Linked DNA regions of Homo sapiens: all the other regions are linked to region 1. The links are chromatin loops, found by intact Hi-C in ENCODE. Cell type or tissue: HepG2. All regions are shown on one strand. Region 1 overlaps ROBO1 (roundabout guidance receptor 1). Region 2 overlaps ROBO1 (roundabout guidance receptor 1). Region 3 overlaps ROBO1 (roundabout guidance receptor 1).

Region 1 (4,000 bases):
CATGAAGGAAATTACCACTGGAACTTCACTTGTACTGACTATGTGGTGACTTAACTAAAACTCCATGTTGCAGTTTTGTTTGTAATTACAAAAAAGATTACACATTAGATTTTACATTTATATCTTTCTTACCATCTCCCTAGTGTTTAGTGGCGAGAAGCCTCATCCTAGGGCAATTGGCAGAGGAAAAAAAAAATCTTTGGGGCTAATTTCTATGTGTACTTGAAATGTTATATAAAAATAAACCAGGTTTCAATGTTTCAGAGTCTCCAAGGGCCACCTTTACAAACCAGCGAAGTAGGGAACACTACCAGAGTACAGGAAGAATAATTTATTAGTCTGAAGAATTCTGAACACATTGTTTTTAAAAATGATTTACTGCATGGATTTCAAAGCTTTTCTTCATAATCACGTGTATTACCTTATCTGAAAAGGCAGTTTATTGCACTTTTCCAGAGCAACTGCTTGTGCTACTGGGGGATTAAAACAGGTAGACATGCTACCACTTTCCCCTCCGGGGGTTCCCCAGACATGATGGGCATTAGGCTTAGCTTCTAGTGACCTATTCTTGAACCTGTGCCATTCAAAGACAGCATTTGCTTGTGTATTATTTAGAGGGGCCTTTTAAAAAATTCTGTATGCTTTATGAAAATATTTTCTATAATTTATTCAATTTCTTTCCAGTAAATATTTTTCTTTTCATTAGGAAATATATGTGTGTCTGTATAAACACACACGTAGATATCACACACTAAAGTGTATACATATAAAATACAAGAGAAATATACTGTAAGCTACAAATATGAGCCACATGTGTAATTTTAAATCATAGCAACAATAAAAGGAAAAGGAAAAAGGTACAATCACTTTAAAGAATATCATTTAACCCAGTATAATGTGAGCACTTTAAGGTGTAAACAATTTAAAAATGTTAATGAGATCTACACTTTTTTCATATTAAATCTCTAAAATCTGTGCACATTTTATACTTACACACATCTGAATTCATGAGAGATCTACACTTTTTTCATATTAAATCTCTAAAACCTGTGCACATTTTATACTTACACACATCTGAATTCATGATATTCACAGTAGTTAGTGGCTACTTATTAGGCAGCAAAAGGATAGGATACATGCACACTCAAAGACTTATTTTGTAATAAGTCTTAAGGTAGAACTTGAGGAATTCTAACCAAATCAAATTGTGAACATTTTTTTCTTCAATCTACAAGACTAAAGTTGATATCAGAGTGATCTTTAATTTAACATAATTACCTTAGTTATAGACATATGTCTTCAAATCCACAAATGTTAGGCACATGCTTATTTGGTGGTGCACTTAATCCTACACCCTCATTTTCTAGAGACTGCTTTGGAGGAATTTCAAGGTTTTACCTACACTCAAATGGAAGCAGGATTCACTAATTATTGAACCATGAGGCCATCCTAACGTCCATATTATTCACAGAATGTATACTTTCTTGAAAATATATGTAAAAATTTGCATTTAAAATATTTTCAGTGTTAGATTTTGACTTTAAACTTGTATTTTGTTATATTTATGTTTATATTGAGGATCAAGTGTATTTTCAGGTGAGGTAAAAGAGCAGGGAGAACAATGTTACCCAAGCACACGGTATCCCTGAACCCTCTAAATGATTTGCCCTTTGCTCATAAATCTTTTGCCATGGTCAACACAAAGCCTAGTATTGATTTACCAGCGAACCATCTTGTCATCTCTGGGCTCAGGTCCTTTGACCTTTTGTTTGTTCCTGTAAAATTACGGCATATCACAAACTTCTTTTCTAATAGGTCCTTTAAACTTTGAAAGGCCAAGAGACTCTGCGGGAATATATTAAACAGTTGGATAATCCAGAAAAAGGAGGTTAAAAAAATAATTGCAGACAGGTAAAGGTCAGAAAAATCTTTATTGAGTCCAAAAACACAAACAATTCTCTTAGAAGCAAATGACAGAGAAGGAGAAGGCCTCCGTTTAGTTTAGTTCTAACTAAATTCACTTTGAGTTTCTTAGAAAGGCAAATATGTATTTCCTTCATAGTAGCTTAGTAGGGTACAAAGCAAATTTTAAAATGTGGCTGCTTCTAAGCAATGTAAAGGGAACACAAAAATAGCAATTTAAACAACTGTAATCCATATAAATGGAATGATCACAATTTATTTCTCAAAATACCTGTATTGGCATAAAGTGATTTAGTGGAGTTAATACAGTCTTCTTGGTGCTATTTGTCACACACATATAGGCAGGTAAACCCTACAATTGCTGATTTACAGATAAGGCAAAGATAAGTTCAGTAGCCTGCACCTTAATGAAATAAATGTGGGGAATTAGGATTTCCACTTTTGTTCAGCTTATTTCATATTCTTTGACTTAATTGATTGAGAGCTTAATTTATTATATAGGTCCACCACGTGATAATTCCTCTGCTACATATATATTTTATTGCCTGCAAAGAGATTCTTCTCGAACTTTGATTTCTAGGATTATTTTTGCTACAGTTCTATGAAAAAGAATGAAAGTTAGCTTTGCATTGTATATTGTATCATTTGTTTTCAGATTATTACATATCTCTTGTTAAAACTTTTGGAGAAGTATATTATTATTGAAGGAAACTTTCTCCGAGACATACTCCGAAACCTTCAGCTGAGACAAACAGGTTCATCTGATACCTGTTTGTCTCAGGTGATGCTAAAATGCTGTTTTTTCTGCAAGTATAACCAAGTGATGGAACATCAGAGGGCTTTTGGAGAATTGAAGTATATTTAAACAAGAAAGTTGGGCCAAGTATATACCTAAAAAATGTTTCACTCCTCCTTAACAGTCTTTTGCTGAGATCTGTAACACTGTTAGAAAAGGGAATTATGACTTTAAATTCTGCCTTATTAAAGGCGAGTCTCAGTCCCCAATCAGTGAATGAAGGAGGTATTGATTTTGAGTCTGAAAACCAGATTATTTATTTAAATTTTTAAATAGTTAAAACATTCACATAGTTTAATATTCAGAAATTTTAAAAAGGATATTCAGTAAAAGTCCTTTTGCTACCTAGCTCTCCTCCACAGGAAACCCCCAAATTACTAGTTTTAAAAAAATTCTTCCAGATAAATTTTAAGCACATAAAACAAATACATGCTTATCATATAAATAGTAGCATGTTATACATTCTGATATCAGTGCATAATAAACTTCAATCGTATTGAGCTGTATAGTATTCAATATGTGAATTAAATACTTTATCCATTTCCTTCTTAATAAACATTTATATGGTTTCCAATCCCTCTAATGTAGCAAATAGCTCTGTAGTGAATAATCTGGTATAAATGTCCTTTTGAAAGTATGTAAAATTATCAGTAAAATAAATTCCTAGAGTTAACTCACTGCATCAGAAAGTATATGCACCTGTAATTATTTTTAGGTATTGCCAAAGTTTTCTTCCTAGTAGTTGTAGAAATTATTGCTCCAATAGCAAGGCAAGATAGTTCTCATTTTTTAAAAAAAAACTAACCAAAAGTTATTTTTTTTGCCTACCTGATATATCAATATACTTTTAATGTACATTCCCTTTATTATGGGCAATGTAGAGTATTATTTCGTGTGCTTAGGTGCCATATATAAAAATATATATATGGCTCATATATAAATATATAAATGGCTCATATATATAAATATATATGGCTCATATATATAAAAATATATATGGCTCATATATATAAAAATATATATGGCTCATATATATAAAAATATATATGGCTCATATATATAAAAATATATATGGCTCATATATATAAAAATATATATGGCTCATATATATAAAAATATATATGGCTCATATATATAAAAATATATATGGCTCATATATATAAAAATATATATGGCTCATATATATAAAAATATATATGGCTCATATATATAAATATATATATGGCTCATATATATAAATATATATATGGCTCATATATATAAATATATATATGGCTCATA
Region 2 (4,000 bases), 130 kb before region 1:
TTAACAGTTTCATTTTGGTAGCTCATCTACTCAGTCTTATAACTTTCTGCTAGACCAAAGTTGTACAATGCTGATTACGTATTTGTAAGGAAAATATGATACACACTCAAGAGTTTTGAAAATAATTCTCTAAGAAACTTAATGTGACTGTACTACATGTCCACCTCAGACATTATTGTTTAGAATAAAAACTTTAGAACAATTCAGAGAACCGATATATGATAAATATGCGATATTTATGTAACCTTTTTCATCTGAATAAATTAAATTTTTAGCTAACATTACTTCCTCAGTTCTCACTGAAAAATATGAAAAGTATGCCAGAATTTATTTAATTGCCTTGTATGCTTGGAAGTATATAGTAATCTGTGGTGATTGCAAAAAAGTTTACCTTCAAGCTGTTATTAACCTAAGAAGCTATATATATATATATATATATATAGCTTCATATATGTATAGCTTCTTATATATATTCTTATATATATTATATATAGCTTCTTATATATATAATATATATATAGCTTCTTATATATATAATATATATATAGCTTCTTATATATATAGCTTCTTGTATAGCTTCTATATATATATAGCTTCATATATATATATATATGAAAGGTATATAATTGAGTATTAGTCATAGATAAGAAGATAGGTCTTTTTTTCAGTACAAAGGGGACATGGATGATATTGGTCTAACAAGGCTTAATGGAAGACAAGGAGATAAAGAGAGCCTTGAAGGCAATGGAGAAGTGGAGGAGTGATAACATAAAATTTCTAGCAAGTTTTCCATGGTGACACAGTCCAAGGGAGGAAAAGCTGGAATTAATAGGGAAATTAGTATATTATGACTATTTCATTGCAAGCAAAAGAAACTCACGGAGTAACAACAAGACAGCAAAAACTCATTGACTCATTTGCTCAAGCCATAGAAAATGCATTGGCAGGATCAGACTTAAAAGCCAAGTGAAACTAATGACTGAGTGCCATCAGTGTGCTCTGGTTCTCTTTTCTCTGCTTCTTTTTGTGTGGTTGTTTTATTTTTCTACTTTACAGACAAATCTTTTTTCTGTGCAAGAGCAAACATGATGCTTGGCATCTCACAATCTAATAGCTTTCCCCTGCCAGCTCCAGGTAGGAAAATCCCAGGAAGGATTCCAGTTTCCCCAACATTAGTCATCTGTGTATTCTGGTACCAGTAATTGGTATCACCAGCCTGAGGCCTTTGCTTACCACTGTGATCGAGGAATGGAACCTGATATCTGAAAAACAGAGGAAGGGTGTACAGGCCAAGGACTTTCCCACTATCACCAAAAAATTGCCACCATGGGAAGTTTATATGTAGCTGAAGAAAATTTCTATTTGTCCCTTAACAATGAGGGGGAATGAATGATTTTAATAATCTTTTAAACCAATCCATGAAAGAAAACGAATCATGAATGGAATTAGGAATGCCACCCACTGTCTAATTTCTTTATATGTTAGTGAGCTTATAATACAACTCTAGTTAGTACAGCCCTGACCAGAGTTGTGTACATTGTTTGTTTTCAAATTGTAATATCATTGTCATAATATTATATCATCAAATTCTCAAAATGAAAAATTCTAGAGCTATTTTAAGGTAAATCCGTGGATCCATTTTTCATGTTTGTGAAAGGTATGATGTTATGATTATACTATGTAGCGTTGACCTGGTTTTCAAAGCACAGATGTTGAAAGAACTGTCCTGTTTGTTTAATAGACCTTCAAAGGTTTGCCTTTGACACTTCTTGGAAAATACTCAAACTAAGCCCTTTGTTCATGCAAGAAGTAAAAGGAATTTATAAAATTACACTGTGGACTGTAGTCATCTGTGTGAGAATTAACTCATATGACCAATGGCTATGTTCCTTGTTATGACTATTTATAAGGAATGTGTTTAATTAACTTTTGAGATATTTTAAAAGATTTAAGGCCGGGCGCGGCGGCTCACGCCTGTAATCCCAGCACTTTGGGAGGCCGAGGTGGGCAGATCACAAGGTCAGGAGTTCGAGACCAGCCTGGCCAACATAGTGAAACCACCTCTCTACTAAAAATACAAAAATATTAAGTGGGCATGGTGGCGGGCGCCTGTAATCCCAGCTGCTCTGGAGATTGAGGCAGGAAAATTGCTTGAGCCCAGGAGGCGAAGGTTGTAGTGAGCCAAGATGGCACCAGTGCACTCCAACTTGGGTGACAGTGCAAGACTCTGTCAAAACAAACAAACAAACAAACAACAACAACAACAACAAAAAAAATATTTAAAAGATGTCAGTACAAAGTATTTGATTTTTTATCTAACTCATACTATTGCATAGAAGCTCTTTTATTTGTCCATTAGATCTCTAAACGTTTTGGTTTTGTGTTAGGCAGGTTAGAGGTATATCAGGGTTCCTGGGTTGAGCAGTATGGTTGGCCTGGCCACTTTACCCATTTTATTCTTTTGAGGGTAACCCATTTTCCTGTAGCAAGACCTCCTTTTCTGTGTATCAGCAGTTCTCAGTCATTTTTTTAGGTTATAGTCTGGTGAATGAACATAGTTGGAGCCACACTTTAGACCTACCAAATCAGAATCCCTGGGTTGAGTCCTGGACACTTCTTTTTTTGAGACAGGGTCTTGCTAGGACACCCAGGCTGGAGTGCAGTGCAGTGGCACAGTCTTGGCTGTCTGCAACCTCCGCCTCCCGGGCTTAGGTGATCCTCCTGCCTCAGCCTCCCGAGTAACTGGGACTACAGATGCCCACCACCATGCCTGGCTCATTTTTGTATTTTTTTAGAGAAGGTTTCACAATGTTGGCCAGGTTGGTCTCAAACTCCTGACCTCAAGCAATCCACCTACCTCAGCCTCCCAAAGTGCTGGGATTATGGGCATGAGCCACCCACAGCTGGCCCCTGGACATTTTTAATAGGAATTTCCCCAGTGATTCTACTCTGAACCAAATCTAAGAAACTGCTTTTGTGTATTCTAGTACACTGTCATATGTGTATTCTAGTATTGTATGTGTATATTCTTTGTACTCTTAATTCTGTTGTTGCCACATATGAGGATACAGTGACTTTTTTTTTTTTTGCAATCTATACTAACAATAAACACTCAGAGATATCAACTATGGTGAGAAGAGCTTTGCTATCAAATGACCTAGATTGAAATCGTAGCCCTATTACTAACTGACTGAATAAACTTGGGTGAGTCACTTGACTGTATTATTACCCATATCCCTATGGTAAATGGGATGATAAAAGCATCCATTTCTTGTGAATTAAATGGGATAAATTATAATTGTTCTGGAAGATGATTTCCTTATTACCTCTGCAAAGATTTTTTTGTCATTTTAATAGTTAATTATTCTACTATTATGGTTAGTTTAGGTTATAGATTATTTTAATATTAAAATCCCTGGACAAGTCATTTGAATTCAGAACTTCTTAACCTATTTATTTTTCAGATTTGGGGAAGTGATAGTTAAACAACAATTATGATTTTAGTTTCTAAAACATGTAAATAAAATCTCACTTTAAAGTACCTTAAAATATGGTAGGGGTAGATATAGTTCACTGTTTGAAGGTTGGACGCCTGTGATAAAAGAGCTGTTTATATCACCCTGCAGTGTAGTATTATTCTAAATCAGAAATTATTTTGGTCTGTTTAGCCAGCATCAAAGAAGGAAAACAGAAAGGAGACATCGTTATGTGAACATATATTACCTAGTTGAGTAATTTTTTCTAAATTATTTAATCTGTGAAGTAAATATTATTATCAGTCCTACAGAATCATCAGTGCTGGGAAATCATTCATTTGAAAAGTATTTAATATATTCAAAATCAATATAATGAAAAATATATTCTCTTGAAGTAATTATTGTAAGTTTACTTTTTCTCTTTTTCTTCACCTTTAATGAGTCTTTGGCTCCTCTGTCCTCTCATTTTAAGAAATAAAATGTGCTCTAAAATATAAACTGGCACAATAACCATTTGTAGGTCA
Region 3 (4,000 bases), 140 kb before region 1:
TAAGAGCTTATATTTGCCATTTTATTTTATTAAGCTTGCTTGCTAAGTTTCATTTATAAATATGTAAATCCAGAATTAATTCATTTTGCTGTTCTTTTCACTCATTCAGCAACTATTGATGGGACTTCTATGAGTGCTAGTTACTGAAAATAGCCTGGTATGTAGTTTTTTTTAGTTTATGTATAAAATGTGTTCTTTAAATTTTAATAAAGCCTAACTAAAGATGAAGAACTGATTTGGAGATTTGAGAAAGAATATACATACCTTACTCTCTTTAGAGTGAACTAAACGTAGATTTGAAAGAGGATGGAAGATGCTTAAATTTTTTGTCTATGATTTCTCCTGTGCCAAGTACAATACTTATAAATAATAACCATTCAATAAGTATATATTGAAAATATGAATCCAATCTCATTGCTTTGTTATTAGTTATAAATTATGGTAATATTACCAACTTGTCTTCACTGTTGCTTATTTATAATTAGCTAACAAGGAAAACTGACTTGTTTGCCAGAACCTGTCTCAGATTCATTGAAATATATGCTCGTAGCGGGTGGCAAACTTTTGGCAGGGACACTCCACAGCTCTCCTGTTTAAATGCTGGAGGAAATTTGTAATTTAACATCGTGGAATATTAGCCAAAAAACAGTTTATTCATTTATTCTTACACATTCAGTATGACCAAAATGGCATATCGCCAATCAACAATGATTGAAAGAACACCAAGGGGGAAACAAAATCTAGTGCATTAGGAAAAATATTCTAGTGTATTAAATATTTTCTTAGGAAAAATTTTAAAATTCTAGTTAGTTTAAAAGAGAAATCTAATGTTGACTGATAATTTCTCCTTTCTTTCTTTTTTCCTGCAGTGGCTCTTGCTATTATTAAACACCACTAAGGTGTACAATTCTTTAATCAAAAGGCAAATATTTTGTTTTTATACGCATTATGGACTTTTATTTTGGTTTTCTATGGACTTTTTTAGGCTTCCACTCAATAATTTATTATATACATTTATATTTAAACAATCCAGAAGAGCATTAACTTAATTTATATATTAAATTCAAAAATGTTCCTGTCCAATGGAAGTATCTTTTTTCAATGGTATATAGGGTTTTTTTGAAGTAAATTAGTGAATAGTCAACAATGACAATTAATTTATACAACAGAAGGAAAATGCAAGGCAGCTGTTTTCTGCTTTCTTTCCCACTGAGAAAACTCAATGTTATATCCTAGACAAAGAAAGCTGTATTCCTCTGTTAAAAATAGTTAATTTCTTACTTTTATTTATTATTATTTTTTTCAGACAGCGTCTCACTCTGCCACCCAGGCTGGAGTGTAGTCTTGCAATCTCTGCTCACTGCAACCTCTACCTCCTGGGCTCAGGTGATCCTCCCACGTCAGCCTCCTGAGTAGCTGGGACTACAGGCTTGCGCCACCATGCCCAGCTAATTTTTGTATTTTTAGTAGAGACAAGGTTTTGCCATGTTGGCCAGGCTAGTCTCAAACTCCTAACCTCAAGTGTTCCACCCGCTTTGGCCTCCCGAAGTGCTAGGATTATAGGCATGAGCCCCCGTGCCTGACCTTAAATTTTTTTATTTTTAAATTTTATTTTCTTAAATAGACAAAGAATAACTTTATATTCATGGGCTACATAATAATGTTTTAATACATATAATGTATGGTAAGCATATCCATCCTCTCAAACATTTATTATTTCTTTGTGTTAGGAACCTTCAATATCCTCCTTCTAGCTATTTGAAACTATATTATCATTAGCTATAGTCATTTCACAGTGGTATAGAACACTAGAACTTACTTTACAGTGGTATAGAATGCCAGAACTTATTCCTCCTATCTACCTGTAATTTTATATCCTTTAACAAATCTCTCCCTTCCCTCTATTCTCCCTACACCTTCCAGCCTGTCTCTTCTACTTTTTACTTTTGTGATACCAACTGATATCTTACTTTCGAAGCTCTTATCCCAGCACCTTTTTTTGGTATATGACAGACAATGTATATCACATTCCTCATAACTCAAGGTATGTGATATGTGATCTTTCCATACCAGTGTCTTTCCTAAGGATCATAATTTGGCTAGTATACAACTGTTATATGTTTCCTTTATTTGGTTTGCAAAATAATTGCTTGACAATTTTGATGGAATGTAACAGCCCATTTTAAATCTGTAAAAGTAATAGAAGAGAATAAACCTTGTAACAATTACAAAACAAAGAGTTTTAGAGTTGTGAATTACTTCAGTGACAGAAATAATGCACCAAAGGATATAGCTTAAAACAGTTGATTTTAAAATCTAACTTGTGTAAATATTTTCTCTTCCTGAAATGTGTCAATGATTATCTTGGACCCAGTTATGTTTCATGCTTCCAGCAGGTGGGGATAAAAGGTCTCTGGAGATAAAAGTAATGTAGTGTGCCTTCTAAGGGAAATGTTAGACCACAAAAATAATAGAGATTTGAGAATTATGTTGTGTAAGTTAGGGAAGGTGTTATTCTTTTTCCATCTTCATAGCTCTTTCAATTTGAATTTTTGCTAATTGAAATCCTCCCTAAAATTGCACCAGACAGAGAAGTCTGGTAATTTTGTGAGATAAACACATTTCTCAGTAAAAAATTGCCTTTTAGTTCGTAGCTCTGTTTAATTGTGATGAAAACGCTGACAAAAAGGGAACTTCGAATTAAGTTGTAAAAGAATGAGAGAAAAAGAGAGAGAGCAAGATTTTAAAGTCCACTCAAGTGAAAATGACATTTGGATAGTTAGGTTGTGTACATGATCACAGCTCTTTCCCAAGATTATTTCACTATCCATGATGCTAAAGAAGACATTGCCATGTCTATTTACTCACCAAAAGTTATTAAGGGAATATACATTGCGTGTAGAAAACAAGTGTGTTTTCACTTTTTATCTTGTTCATCAATTATTTATTATTTATATTTGGGTACAGTTCTAATTATTTAGCAACTTTATATAATATAATTATGTTTTATTTTGGTGGGTACATAGTAGGTGTATGTATTTATGAGGTTTGTGAGATATTTGGATACAGGCATGCAATGTGTAATAATCGCATCAGGGTAAATGGGGGTATCCATCACCTCACACATTTCTCCTTTGTATTACAGATAATCAAATTATACTCTTTTAGTTATTTTAAAATGCATAATTAAGTTCTTATTGACTATAGTCACCCTGTTTTGCTATGAAATACTAGGTCTTATTCATTCTTTCTAACTATTTTTTTGGTACCCATTCACCATCTCCACCTCCCCTACACCTCATGGCTTTTACCTCAAGGACCTTTATGAAGGCAAAGACCAGAGATAATTAAAATGTTTTAAAACTATAAATGTTTTAACAGTATCCCTCCTCACTTCTTAGAAAATAAATATCTGCCTAAAGGAAGGATGGCTAGTCTCCCTCAGAAAGCACAGGATTTATTACTTGCCTTCACTCTTCTTCATTCTTATGCCCTGTATTTTATTGCTGATATAATTTCTTGAGGCTTAAGAGTCTCCCTGCCCCAAACCCCATCTGTTGCGTGTGTGTTGTGATACGTTGTTTACTTACTTTATTGTGGTTTTGTAAAGGCAATGTATAGTTTCTTAATTTTGTAGTATAGGTAGCTCCAAAGAAACATATACTTATTTTAAAAAAAACTATTTCTAAATATCTTACTCTTTCTTTTTTCTTCTTCTTTTTTAAAACGTGTTACTCTTTCCTTTCCATCACCTCACCCTGTGTTTATGGCACAAAAAAAAAAAAAAGCAGTTTTTTTTTTTCCTTCCAGAAACTTAGAGTACTTCGTCATGTTTTGGGGGGAGAGGTTAACATTCAGAAACACTGCTGTGTTTTATTGCCAGTAAATGTTTTTACTCACTAGTGAAAAGTTTGTAAATAGGCACTGTTTAAGAAAACAAAGAGATAATAAGTACTCAGACTTTTCCCTTCAAATTCTCTATACCTAGTAAAATGCATTG

The links. A loop is a pair of places that touch in the nucleus more often than their neighbours do. Peaks named below come from ENCODE experiments on the same cell type or tissue, not always from the same donor. Only the 100,000 strongest peaks of a DNase experiment are listed, where the experiment ranks them.
Region 2: it touches region 1 in a loop (2.4-fold over the local background); 6 of 110 quality-filtered maps call a loop at or near these places.
Region 3: a loop joins it to region 1, with 2.2 times the contacts of the local background. A loop is called at or near these places in 6 of 110 quality-filtered maps.

What each region holds. Positions count from the first base shown.
Region 1 is chr3:78,842,240-78,846,239 of GRCh38, reverse strand. The region is part of intron 4 of ROBO1 (roundabout guidance receptor 1); the gene reads left to right. Among named protein-coding and RNA genes, the nearest start is that of MIR3923, 660 kb to the left of the region's middle. In HepG2, no CTCF peak of the experiment used is centred here; a DNase peak (open chromatin) is centred at 1,719; H3K4me3 peaks cover 568 bases.
Region 2 is chr3:78,970,018-78,974,017 of GRCh38, reverse strand. The region is part of intron 3 of ROBO1 (roundabout guidance receptor 1); the gene reads left to right. Among named protein-coding and RNA genes, the nearest start is that of MIR3923, 540 kb to the left of the region's middle. In HepG2, no CTCF peak of the experiment used is centred here; DNase peaks (open chromatin) are centred at 1,177 and 1,757.
Region 3 is chr3:78,986,917-78,990,916 of GRCh38, reverse strand. All of the region lies in intron 3 of ROBO1 (roundabout guidance receptor 1), which reads left to right. Among named protein-coding and RNA genes, the nearest start is that of MIR3923, 520 kb to the left of the region's middle. In HepG2, a CTCF peak has its summit at 2,405 (motif pointing right); a DNase peak (open chromatin) is centred at 2,396.